2 separate regions of the Homo sapiens genome follow, and region 1 is linked to region 2. Evidence: chromatin contacts called from ENCODE Hi-C data. All regions are on one chromosome and are shown on one strand. The core of a region is the stretch at or near the end of the contact, and the rest is flanking DNA. Distances in the headings are between cores, read along the strand shown.

Region 1 (6,881 bases), core at 4,083-6,582, 550 kb after region 2:
CATCACTGCCTGGCAGAGAAGTAACTCAAGAAATGCTTGGGGGCCAGCCGCGGTGGTTCATGCCTATAATCCCAGCACTTTGGGAGGCCGAGGTGGGCGGATCACCTGAGGTTGGGAGTTCGAGACTAGCCTGACCAACATGGAGAAACCCCGTCTCAACTAAAAATACAAAAAATTAGCCTGTGTGTGGTGGTGCATGCCTGTAGTCCCGCTTACTAGGGAGGCTGAGGTAGGAGAATCGCTTGAACCTGGGAGGCGGAGGCTGTGGTGAGCCGAGATTGCGCCATTGCACTCCAGCCTGGGCAACAAGAGCGAAACTCTGTCTCAAAAAAAAAAAAAAAAAGCTTGTGGACAGAATACCCTTGAATGCCCTTGATGCCAAGTGTTGGGTATTGGAAATCCAGAGATGATAAAACACAGCCCTGGCTGTCAGGAGACAAAGTGACACTCCCCTGAGCCCCATGCCAGGACTAAGTGGCCATTATGGCATAAGCTCTCCAGGGCAGAGCCTGCTGTAGAGCTCCATGCCTCAGAGCAGCCAGCTGGGTGGGCTGAAAGTGTGGCCGGCCTGAAGCTCCGCTGCAGGCCAAAGACCCAGCCTCCCCAGGCTCACTGCATCCTGGGGAGCCCTATGTGCCCCAGGTTCAGTGCATCTTGGGGAACACACCTTGCAGAGCCCCAGGTGAGGATGGAGGGCAGGATGGGAGCTTGCCATCAGAGCAGTAAGGACTGTTCATTAGCTGGGCATGGTGGTTCATCACGCCTGTAATCCCAGCACTTTGGGAGGCCGAGGTGGGCCGAATGCCTAAGCTCAGGAGTTCGAGACCAGCCTGGGCAACATAGTGAAACCCCATCTCTACAAAAAATACAAAAATTAGCTAGACATGGTGGCACGTGCCTGTAGTCCCAGCTACTTGGGGGACTGAGGTGGCAGGGTCACTTGAGCCCAGGAGGTCGAGGCTGCAGTGAGCCAAGATCGTGCCACTGCTGTTCATCAGACCTTCCTGATACATGAGTGTTGCTGCTCTGGACTCCCAGAGGCTGGAGGCACAGTGACTGGGCCCTGGGGTCAGGACTGAGAGCCCGATGCCCATCAGGCCAGCCACTGAGATGCCTCCTCCAGCCACCCTTCAGACACTTTAGTGGCCATGGCCACCCAATACTTGGGTTGGGACCACCTTGACCCCAGCCTGCAGCCTGGCCAAGGCTGCTCAGGTCTGCCCTCTTGAGCAGCCAGACCCACCTGCAGACTGCGCTCAGCCCCACCCCAAGCCTCTCACCAATGCCTGCCCTGTCCAGAGGCCTGTGTGGGCCACCCATGACAGGGATACACAGAGTACCGTCCCTGTTTGCAAATGAGGAACATGAGGCCAGAGAGGTGAAACTCCCAGCTGAGACCAGCCAGCTAAGGTTTCCAAGCCAGGATTTGATCCCAAGATTGCCCCACTTGAAGCTGCCCTGCACAGCCCACGGTGGCCAACACCTGCTGGAGGCTGTACACCAGGAGACCGGGACGTGACTGCCCAGCAGAGTAGGGACTCAAGAAATGCTTGTGGACAGAATACCCTTGAATGCCCTGATGCCAAGCGCTGGAAATCCAGAGACGATAAAACACAGTCCTGGCTGTCAGGAGACAAAGTGACGCGCCTCATCACATGCAGGATGGGCTGTCCCAAGAAGCCCATGGACGGCCTGACCACGCCTTGTTGTGATACAAAAGAGAGAGAGAGGGAGGGGACTTCAAGCTGGGGTGGGAGGGAGGCTTTCCAAAGAAACGTGGCAGGATGAGTTGTGAAGGTTCTAGCTAGACTAGGACGTGTGGACACAGAAAAGGTGTCCACGTCTACAGCCAGGTGTAGACAAGGCCCAGTGGCAGAAGGCCTGGGCATATGCAGTCATTGGTACAGGGTGGCCAGAGCATAGGAAAAAGGACTAGAAAAATAGAGTGAGTGAGTGATGCAGAGAGCTGGGAAAGCCACGCAGAGGGGTCTGAATTTTACAGGCAGTGGAATAAGGCTTCCCAATGCCTGCAGAACATGAGGACGGCAGCTAACACTGACTACATGTGACCTGGCCCAGGCGCCCCAACTGAGCGCCCACCTACACCATGTCTCTGAACACTCACAGCACTCCTGTGGGGTGGGAAAGGCCGTCCTTGTCACTAAGGTGGGGAGAAGCCACAGGATTTTCAATACAAAGCCATGTATATGGCCCCACGAGCCTCCTTTCCCTAGGCCCCATGTAATCTGCTAGCACCCACCTGCTCCTGGGCACGACTGCCTCCAAGGCAGACCAAGTCCTGCCATCCTCCATAGCCATCCTTGGAGAGGCCACAGGTGGTCCACAAGGTCAACTTCCACTCGATATTGGCAGACAGGGACTCTCCGCTGGTGATCTCAGCCGTGGCCTGGGTCCTCCTGGGAGGGGAAGTCACCGGGGCCAGATGGAAGGACTCTTGGGAAGGGAGGCCCAGACCCACCCACCCCAGCTCTGCAGGAAAAGGATACCTACGACTGTCGCCCCTGCTGGCCTTACACTTTGCCCCAGGCCTTTTCCCTCTATTGGTTTTTCCAATTTTCACACCAGCCAGGCCAGGGAAGCCTGCAAGTCCATCTTCCTCCTTGCTGGGGCCAGTCCTCTCTGCCCACAGAGCCACTTCCTTGCTCCAAGCTCCAGGCTCTGGCACCTCCTTCCCATCCCCTCACCCATTTTTCAGCCTGGGACAGGACAGTCTTTCTTTTTTTTTTTTTTGAGACAGGGTCTCCCTTTGTCACCCAGACTGGAGTGCAGTGGCACAGTCACAGCTCACTGCAGCCTCTACCCCCGGGGCTCAAGTGATCTTCCCACTTCAGCCTCCTGATTAGCTGGGACTACAGGCATGTGCCACCATGCCCAGCTAATTTTTGTATTTTTTTGTAGAGACTGAGTCTTGCCATGTTGCCCAGGCTGGTCTCAAACTCCTGGACTCAAGTGATACTCCTTCTTTGGCTTACCAAAGTGCTGGGATTACAGGCATGAGCCACCATTCCCAGCCGAGAGGGCAGTCTTAAAGCTAACAGTTGGCTGGGTACGGTGGCTCACACCTGTAATCCCAGCACTTTGGGAGGCCGAGACGAGTAGATCACAAGGTCAGCAGATCGAGACCATCCTGGCTAACATGGTGAAACCCCGTCTCTACTAAAAATACAAAAAAATTAGCCGGGCATGGTGGTGGGCACCTGTAGTCCCAGCTACTTGGGAGGCTGAGGTGGGAGAATGGCATGAACCCGGGAGGCAGAGCTTGCAGAGAGCCGAGATCGCGCCACTGCACTCCAGCCTGGGTGACAGAGCGAAACTCCATCTCAAAAAAAAAAAAAAAAAAAAGTTAACAGTTAGGCCGGGCCCTGCCAGGCCCAGCCACAGTGGCAGCAGGGGCAGCAGCAGCAGCAGTGGCAACGGGGGCTCCTGCCTGTAATCCCAGCACTTTGGGAGGCCGAGGCAGGTGGAACTGAGGTCAGGTGTTCAAGACCAGCCTGGCCAACATGGTGAAACCCTGTCTCTACTAAAAATACAAAAAATTAGCTGGGTGTGGTGGCACATGACTGTGATCCTAGCTACTTGGGAGACTGAGGCAGGAGAATCACTTGAACCTGGAAGGCAGAGGTTCCAGTGAGCCGAGATTGCGCCACTGCACTCCAGCCTGGGCAACACGAGTGATACTCCATCTCAAAAAAAAAAAAAAAGGCTAACAGGTAAGGCCCTGGTCCCAAGCCCCCTCAGTCCATGGGAGAACCAGGGGCTCTCTGTACCCAGGGTCAGTCCTTTGAAGTCTAAATACCAACTCACTGCAGCAATGCATCCAACAGCTTGGTGACATTGGAGGAATAATGGAGGACGATCACTGGCCTGAGCAGAAGCTGGGATATGTCCAGCTGCAGGGAGACAAGGAGGTCAGCAGGCCTGGGTCCCCCTTTCCCCAGCTTGCTTACCCTCACGGCCTGGTCCGATTTACCTCTCGGACCACGTTGTGGTTCAGGATGAGAAGAAGCAGGGCAGAGGCACCCAGGAAGAGGGCCCGCCGCATCTGCAGAGGGATAGAAGGCGAGAGGCTAGCATATACCCTGCCTGCACACCTGTCTCACCACCTGCAGCCCTAGCTGCTCTTAGCTCCTGGCCCTGCAGTGAGCAAAACTCTGGACAGACTGCCATAAGCTCCTTGAGGTCAAAGGTGGAAACTGCTTTCTTCCTCCTGCCTCCCTTCCAGATGCGCTGTGCCTTCCCCGGTCCTATCAGGGCAGTCCCAGCAGTGGTCGTCAGCAGCAGCTCCCCCATCCCATACTCTCAGAGCCTGGTCAAGCTTCTCAACCTCTCTCTGGCCTCCTCTCACCTCCCTGCTTCGAAGCCATACTGACTCCATTCTTCAAACTGGGGTGCCCTGACCCACCAGGCCTAGGGCTTCTCTGCAAGCTCTTAAGGGCCCATCTAAGGAGGGCCTGGCTCTAGCAGATGCCTTGGAATCCTTTCCTCCAGCCCCCTCCCCCATAGACATCCCCTGCACCTGCTGGACCAGGGCCTTGGGATAGGCCTGCGGGCCACTGCCCTTATTCTCCTGGTGGAACTGGGCCGCCTGCTCCTTGCCCACGTATGCCACTGCAATCCAGCCTTCCACTGGTGCCTCCTGCTCGGCATCCACGATGTCCATCTGTGTGGCAAGGGGCCATGAGCAGAGGGAGGTAGGGTGTGGTGGGGGAGGGAGCCGGGGTCATCACAGTGGATGCCAAGGCCAGAGTTCCCAGAGCATCTGGCTCTCTGGTTTGGGAAGCCGGAATGCTGGGGGCCTGGGGAGCCTGGGGAGGGGCGCTGGACTCTCAAGGCTTGGTGGAGGATGAACGTCGGTTCAGGGTGCGGGGTCTCTAGGGAGGGTTGAGAGAGGGGTTTAGTGATGCGGCCAGATGGCTCAGCAGCGCTCACCAGCAGCAGACGACCGCCCAGCAGGGGCGCCGGGTCGGCTTCGGAGCCGATCCTGACGCCCTCCAGGACCAGAGCGTCCTGGCGCGGCAGTCTCACGTCCACCCGCACGGCGCGGGCTCCGCCCCGCCCCGCCCCGGCCGCCGGCTCGCTGCCGTCCGCCGCGGCCCCGGGCCCCGCCAGGCCCAGCCACAGCGGCAGCAGGGGCAGCAGCAGCAGCAGCGGAGACGGAGGCGGCGGCGGAGGCGGCGGCGGCGATCTCAGCGCGGGGCGAGCGGCGGGGCCCATGGCCGGACCCGGCGAGCTGGCCCAACAGTGGGGCCAGGGGTCCCGGGCGCGGGGGGGATCGGAGGGAGCGAGGCCGCTGCCGGACGGGGCGGGGCGCCGGGAGGGGCGGGGCCGCGGCCGGACGGGGCGGGGCACCAGGAGGAACGGAGTGGGCGCTTGGCGGCTCTCGCGCCCAGACTGGGCCGCGGGCGCCCCCTGGTGGCCGCGGAGAGCTCAGGTGCCCGCGGCTGAGGGAGCTGGAGAGGGGCAAAACCGGGGTCGCAGCGGGAAGGCGGAAAGTCAGAGAGAGGAGGTGCTTCGGCAGCGGACGCGTCAGCGGGGCAGACAGGAAAATAGTTGGAAAGGGCGACCTGGGGGAGCAGAGACACGATCAGAGCCTGAGAAGGGCAGGAGCAAGGGATGTCTAAGGGGCCTGGTGGCAGGCCCTTGTTCTGCGGCAGCCCCGTGGACCCACGGGGTGGCCAGGGCCAAGTCACATCCCTCTCTTCCCCGGTCCTCCCTGTCTCGACCCCACTAAACAGCAGGAGGCAGAGAACCAGAGACTGGCGTGGGAAGCCGACAGGGGAGATAGAGGGGCAGGGGAAAGGGGCTGGGGGGCAAGGCAAAACGAAGCAGGCAGGGACTCAGTGCCTCAGTGGGACCGAGAGGCTGGGTCACTTCCCTCATCTGTGAAATGGGCACCATAGGCCGGGCGCGGTGGCTCACGCCTGTAATCCCAGCACTTTGGGAGGCCGAGGCGGGCGGATCACCTGAGGTCGGGAGTTCGAGACCCGCCTGACCAACATGGAGAAACCCCGTCTCTACTAAAAATACAAAATTAGCCGGGCGTGGTGGCGCATGCCTGTAATTCCAGCTACTCAGGAGGCTGAGGCAGGAGAATCGCTTGAACCCGGGAGGCGGAGGTTGCGGCGAGCCGAGATCGCGCCATTGGAATCCAGCCTGGGCGACAAGAGTGAAACTCCGTCTCTAAATAAATAAATAAATAAATAAGCACCATGTACAATCAACACTGCCTCACCCCCAGCAAATAACTCAAATGTCTACTGGAATGTGGAAGTTCCACTACTGTTCTAAAACTTGTCCGTTTCTCCAAGGGTTGGGGCTGCTGGGAGCTGGCTCAGTCTGAAACCTGAGCCTTTAAAAATTGTATGGTGGGCAGGGCGCGGTGGGTCACGCCTGTAATCCCAGCACTTTGGGAGGCTGAGGCAGGCGGATCATGAGGTTAGCAGATCGAAACCATCGTGGCTAACAAGGTGAAACCCCGTCTCTACTAAAAATGCAAAAAAATAGCCGGGCATGTTGGGAGGCGCCTGTAGTCCCAGCTACTCGGGAGGCTGAGGCAGCAGAATGGCGTGAACCCGGGAGGCGGAGCTTGCAGTGACCTGAGATGGTGCCACTGCACTCCAACCTGGGCCAGATGAGCCACAACACTCTTTTTTCTCCAGAAAAATTGAAAGAATTTTACAGTGAACACCTGTAGGAACACTGATATGGGATGACCAAGTTGCTCCTGAAGAAGTGTGAGACGGGTATATAAGACAGCCCCCGATATCAGCCTAAAGACAGACAAATGGAACATGAAATAGGCCAGAAACTGACCCACACATCTAAAGATGGTGTACATCAGAGGAAACATTGTGTTTGTG
Region 2 (6,485 bases), core at 1-2,500:
AGCTATGTAGATAAGGCTCATGAAGCTGTGGCAGCATTTAAAAGAGAGACCTGGCTTGAGGAAGAAGTGATGTCAAGGAAGACCTGAGTTTTTGTCTAAAGCACGGGTACAAATTAAGTAGGCAGGGCTGGGCGCGATGGCTCACGCCTGTAATCCCAGCGCTTTGGGAGGCCAAGGCGGGCGGATCACGAGGCCAGGAGATCGAGACCATCCTGGCTAGCAAGGTGAAACCCCGTCTCTACCGAAAAAAAAAAAAAAAATTAGCAGGGCGTGGTGGTGCATGCCTGTAATCCTAGCTACTCAGGAGGCTGAGGCAGGAGAATCGCTTGAACCCGGGAGGCGGAGGTTGCAGTGGGACGAGATCACGCCACTGCACTCCAGCCTGGGCGACAGAGCAAGACCCCGTCTTGGGGGGAAAAAATAAATTAACTGGACAATCTGAACTTTGAGCTCCAAAAGGACAAACAATAATCATGACTATGTCTGTGCCCACCACTGTATTCCCCTGCCAGGCAGGACAGCAAAAGCCAAAAGCTAAGAAAGGGAGGGGGAGCTCCCTACAAGCACCCAATTGCAATATGGCCTGGGAGCATCCCCGGGGCTACTGCTCCCTCAGCCTCTTTGTCATCATTCCTCTAGTCTCTCAATTAAATACTACTCTCCTCAGAGACCTTCTGATGGCTCTGCCTATAGTATCCACTCTCCCAGTTACTGTCATAGCTTTAATGACCTTGTGCATTTGCTTGTCGTTGACCATCTCCTCCCACTAGACTGTAAGCTCCATGAGGGCAGAAGCCTTGTCTGTCTTGCTTTCTTTGTATCCCCAATGTCTAGATCTGTGTCTGGCACATAGGAAGCACTCCACAAATATTTGCTGAACGAATGAATGAACCCTGAGGAAACTGAAGCCCCGGGTGTGAGGACGTGGGGGGATCGTGGCTGGTCCAACGCCACTCTGGGGCCGAACTTCGAACCCGTGGCTCCTGACCCTGGCGGCCAAGTCTCGAGAGGCGGCTCACAACCCCTCAGGTAGCGTAAGCGTGGGCCCCGCAATGGAGGCCAGAGGATGGGAGAGCCAAGGCTGCCCAAGGCATAGCCGCGGCTCCTCCGGGGTCCCTTGCCCTGCATCTGGCAGGGACCAGCCACGCACTCACCTCGGCGGCTCCACCACCGGCTCTGTGCCGCCGCCGCCGCCGCCGCCGCCGACCACGGTGACAGCTCCCTGAGCGCCCGCACTTCCGGGGTCAAACTGCGATTCCGCAGGAGCAGACAGGAAGTCTCGGCCTGGCCCCGCCCCCAGAGCCGAGCAAACTACCGCCGGGAAGCCGGACCCGGGTTGCGCCTCTCTTCTTAAGACTCCGCCCCACACTCGGCGTCTGTAGCCACGCCCCCTTCCCCTCCTATCTCCCTTCCTGCTTAAGCAGAGAATAGGTCAGCTGAGGGCGGGCTGTGTGATTACACCTCTCGGGAAATCCAAGTATGGCACCTGAGAGGACGTCTCGGAATCCCAGGCTTCCACCTTCTGCCCGACCTCCTTAGTCACCGTTTTACATATTTAATCCAGAAGAGAAATTTTAACAAGTCAAAAGCACGAACATAATGTTAAGCAGATGTACAAGTACAGACTGCGATTTCATTTACGGGAAATTCTAGAACAGACAGAACTCATGAGTAGTGATGGTGTTAAAATTGGTGGTTTCCTCTGGGGCTGTGGGCTGGGAGGGGCCACAAGTGAGGCTGGGGTCACCCCCTGTCTTCATCTCGGTGGTAGCCATGTAGATGTGTTCACTTTGGAAAATTCATCAAATTGTACGCTTAAGATTTGTGCATTTTTCTGTATGTATGCAATACAGTTTTGTTCTGTTTTGTTTAAGGAAGTTACAAGTATAGCTATCCTAAGAGAAGGATGCAATTTTTTCTACAGAATGTCTCAGGTAATGTAGGTTTAGTGGTTCCTAAGCCTGACTATGGATCAGAATCATCACAGAAAACTTGTTAAGAACACACATTCCTGGCTTCATCTCAGTGCCTGGTACACAGTAAGAATTCAAAACCAACCACCATCATTATTGGGGTGTTATAGAAGCCCCCGAATGGAGAACACAACCCCACCCTGGGATTGTGAAATATTTCCCAGGACACTCCTGCCAACCCCTGCTATCTGCACTAGGGCTACAAGGAATGCTTAGTTCAGTGCCTGTCTTCAAGGGGCTTACAGGATAGGAAGTGCAAGAAAACCAATAGCAATGAGTCAGTGTGATGAATGCAGGGTGCTAAGGAAATAGGAGAGATGGGCTGTAAACCAGAAATGAGATGAGAGGGGCTGGATATTATATTAGTTTTGTATTGCTGCATAACATATTACCACAAACTTATAACAACACACTGCTTGCCACTTATAACAAACACATTTATTTATTTATTTATTTTGAGACAGAGTCTCACTCTGTCACCAGGCTGGAGTGCAGTGGTGTGATCTTGGCTCACTGTAACCTCTGCCTCCCGGAGGTTACAGTGGGTTCAAGCGATTCTCCTGCCTCAGCCTCCCAAGTAGGCAGGACTACAGGCATGAGCCACCAGGCCCAGCTAATTTTTGTATTTTTAGTAGAGACGGAGTTTCACCATGTTGGCCAGGATGGTCTCGATCTCTTGACGTCGTGATCCGCCTGCCTCAGCCTTCCAAAGTGCTGGGGTTACAGGCGTGAGCCACCACACCTGGCCAACAAACATATTTATTATCTCACATTTTCTGTGGGCCAGGAATCTGAGGATGGCATAGCTGGCTCCTCTGCATCAGGGTCACCCACAAGACTGCAATCAAGATATCGGCCAGGGCTGGAGTCTCATTTAAAGGCTCAACTCAAAAAGGATCTGCTTCCCATGTCTAGTGGCTAAATTCAGTTCCTTAATGGTTGTTGGACTAAGGGTCTCAGTTCCTAGCTGGATTTTGGCTAAAGGCTTGTCACGTAGGCTTCTCCAGTGTAGCAGCCTGCTTCATCAAAGCATGCAAGCCTAAAAGTTAATAGGGAAGCCAAGAGTGGTGGCACATGCTTATGGTTCCAGCAGGTTGGGAGGCTGAAGCAGGAGGATTGTTTGCGCCTAGGAGTTCAAATTGAGCCTGAGCAACATAGCAAGACCCAGTCTCTAAAAATTAAAAATAAATAAATAAATAAAAGAAGGCAATAGGGGCCGGGCACCGTGGCTCATGCCTATAATCCCAACACTTCGGGGGGCTAAGGTGGGAAGATTGCTTGAGCCCAGAAGTCTGAGGCCATCTTAGGCAACATAGCGAGACTTCGTCTCTACAAAAAAAAATTTAAAATTAGCCAGGCATGCTGGTGCATGCCTGTAGTCCCAGCTACTTAGGAGGTCGAGGCAGGAGAATTGCTTGAGCCCAGGAGTTCGAGGCTGCAGTTAGCTGTGATCACACCACTGCACTCCAGCCTGCACAACAGAGCAAGACCCTGTCTCAAACAAACAAAAGGAGGCAATAGGAGATTCTACTAAGAAGAGAGAAATTACAACCTCATGTAACCTAATCAAGAAAGTGACATCAGTTTTGCCATGTTCTATTTGTTAGTAGCAAGTCACAGGATTTGCCCACAGGGGATTACACAAGGGCATGAATACCAAAAGATGTGAATCAATGGAGGCCATTCTAGAGTCTGCCTGCCACAGATACTTGGAGGATGCATATCAACCCCAGGTCTGCAGCAGAGGAAGTAGAGGTGCAGAGAGATAAAGACAGTTGTGATAATAATGACCACATTTGTCAAACCCTTGCTTCATCCCAGGCACTGGAATAAGCATTTTACACATATTATCTCTTTGACTTTTTTTTTTTTTTAAATGAGATGGAGTCTCACTCTGTTACCCAGGCTGGAGTGCAGTGGCACGATCTTGGTTCACTGCAACCTCCGCCTCCCAGGTTCAAGCCATCCTCCTGCCTCAGCCTCCGTAGTAGCTGGGACTACAGGCATGCACTGGGCTAATTTTTGTATTTTTAGTAGAGATGGGGTTTTGCCATGTTGGGCAGGCTGGTCTCAAACTCCTGACCTCAGGTGATCTGCCCGTCTTGATCTCTCAAAGTGCTGGGATTACAGGTGTGAGCCACTGAGCCAGGTGCTCTTTGACTTTTTGTAACAATGATAAGAGGTAGACGCTATTATGACCCCATTTTAAAGAGAGGTTTAAAGACTAGACCAGAGTCACAGAGCTGGTAAGTGGGTGGAGTGGGGATTTGAATTCAGCCCTGTTTAGCCCCAAGCTCCAAGAGATCTCAAGGGCCACAAGCTGCGTCAGAACAGTGAATGTTTCCCTTTGTTGCTGTTATTATTATTATTATTATTATTGAGATAGGGTCTCCCTCTGTCACCCAGGCTGGAGTGCAGTGGTGTGATCATGGCTCATTTCAGCCTCTGCCTCCTGGGCTCAAACAATTCTCTTGCCTCAGTCTCCTGAGTAGGGGTGACTATAGGCATGCACCACCATGCCTAGCTAATTTTTAATTTTTTTGTAGAGATGGTGTCTCACTATGTTGCCCAGGCTGGTCTTGAACTCTTGGGCTCAAACGATCCTCCCACCTCAGCCTCCCAAAGTGCTGGGATTACAGGTATGAGCCACCATGCCAGCCTGTTGCTGTCATTTTTAGGAAAACTGATCTTCTACTGACATGGAAGGGACAGAAAAAGGTGCCAGAAACTGTGTGTTTTTGTTTTATTTTGTTTTTTCTTCTCTGTCATCCACACACACTGGGCACAAGGAAAATGCAATCTGTATCTTGGTGATTAGTTGGGAGAAAATCACATACAGCAGCCTTTGGTCCAGGAAAAACTTAAAATAGTAGATCTGGAGAAAATATATGCACTGGTTCCATCTTTCCCTATGGGTACAAAGATGTTCATATCACTAAGGTTTTGGAACTAAATAACATGACTGTAAGAAGACAAAACATCCAATAAGTCACCTAACTTCTCCAAACATATCTGTTTTCTCATCTGTTAAACAAGGTAGTTAATATCCACCTCATCATCATTAGAAGGCTTAAGGCTGGGTGTGGTGACTCATGCCTGTAATCCCAGCACTTTGAGAGGCTGAGGTGGGAGGATTGCTTGAGGCCAAGAGTTCGAGACCAACCCAGGCAACATAATGAGACTTAGTCTCTCAAAAAATAAAAATAAAAAAACTAGCTGGGTGTGGTGGCACACACCTGTAGTCCCAGCTACTCTGGAGGCTGAGGTGGGAGGATAGTTTGAGCCTGGGAGATGGAGTCTGCAGTAAGCTGTGGTTGTGCCACGGCACTTCAGTCTCAAAACAAAACAAAACAAAACAGAAGGCTTAAATGAGATAATATAGACAATGCCAAGAACACAGTAGGTGCTCAAAAAATGTTAGTGAAAAGGAAGGAAGAAAGGAGACTCCCTATCAGCTGGAGCGTTAACTTTTACATTTCTTTCATCTTTCTCCCTTGCCTAAAGAGCTTAATGAGGAATGTTGGTTTACAAAGGACACATTCTTGTCTGAGCTAATATGTGTCCAACTGAAATTAAATTTAAAAGCTGGTTTAACAGGAGAGGACTCAAATCATGCATAAGTCATTTGCAAACATGCAAATACAGAGTAATTTCTTGGCCTGGCTTCTCCTCTAGATTAAAAGAAAAACAACTAATTTAAGAACAATAGTTTGGGTTGGCAAAAGAGAGGAGTGTCCATGGTTCTTAAAACCAACAAAGTGTAGGGGTAACTAGGGAGAAAACTGTCAATATTCGGTGCCACGAAATAGACATTGAAATATCTAGGTCTGAGTCTTGCCTGGCCCAGACACTCTGAGTCACCTCAGATGAATCAGTGTTCCCTTCTTTTGCACATCAGTCCTCCAGCAAGCATGTGTTTGCAGAGCACTCATTGTTGAGATTAGCTGTTGTTTGGCATCCAGTGTTTATTTCCTCTGTTTTCCTACCAATAGCAACTTGATCACTCCTTAGGGAACTGTCACTCCCATTTCAATATGTGTGGAGTGGGGTTGACCCCTTACCCAGAGTTTAAGTGTCCAAAATTGTATTAGTCATCTGGGGCTATGCAAGAAATCATCCCACAATACAGTAGTTTAAAACAGTAATAGGCCAGGCACTGTGGCTCACGCTTGTAATCCCAGCACTTTGGGAGGCTGAGGCAGGCAGATCACGAGGTCAGGAGATCCAGACCATCCTGGCTAACATGGTGAAACACCGTCTCTACTAAAAATCCAAAGAATTAGCCGGGCATGGTGGCGTATGCCTATAGTCCCAGCTACTTGGGAGGCTGAGGCAGGAGAATTGCTTGAACCCAGGAGGCAGAGGTTGCAGTGAGCCAAGACCACACCACTGCACTTCAGCCTGGGCAACAGAGCAAGACTCCATCTAAACAAAACAAAACAGTAATCATAGTTTTTTAGGCCAGGTGCAGTGTCTCACACTTGTAATCCCAGCACTTTGAGAGCCAATGTG

What was found. Hi-C counts contacts between places; a loop is a spot of excess contacts on that map. Pooled maps may share reads with other maps.
Region 1: a loop to region 2 is called in a pooled map, with 4 times the contacts of the local background. The contact joins the promoter of RNF215 here to the promoter of ASCC2 in region 2. A Hi-C loop is called at or near these places in 5 of 50 pooled maps.

The regions. Positions count from the first base shown.
Region 1 is chr22:30,382,079-30,388,959 of GRCh38, forward strand. RNF215 (ring finger protein 215) reads right to left here and starts at 5,333. Exons shown (of 9, transcript NM_001017981.2): 1 at 4,951-5,333; 2 at 4,538-4,681; 3 at 3,992-4,063; 4 at 3,826-3,911; 5 at 2,261-2,417. The coding sequence starts at 5,235. RefSeq lists a silencer at 5,073-5,432.
Region 2 is chr22:29,837,024-29,843,508 of GRCh38, forward strand. ASCC2 (activating signal cointegrator 1 complex subunit 2) reads right to left here and starts at 1,251. Exons shown (of 20, transcript NM_032204.5): 1 at 1,155-1,251. RefSeq lists an enhancer at 1,524-1,583.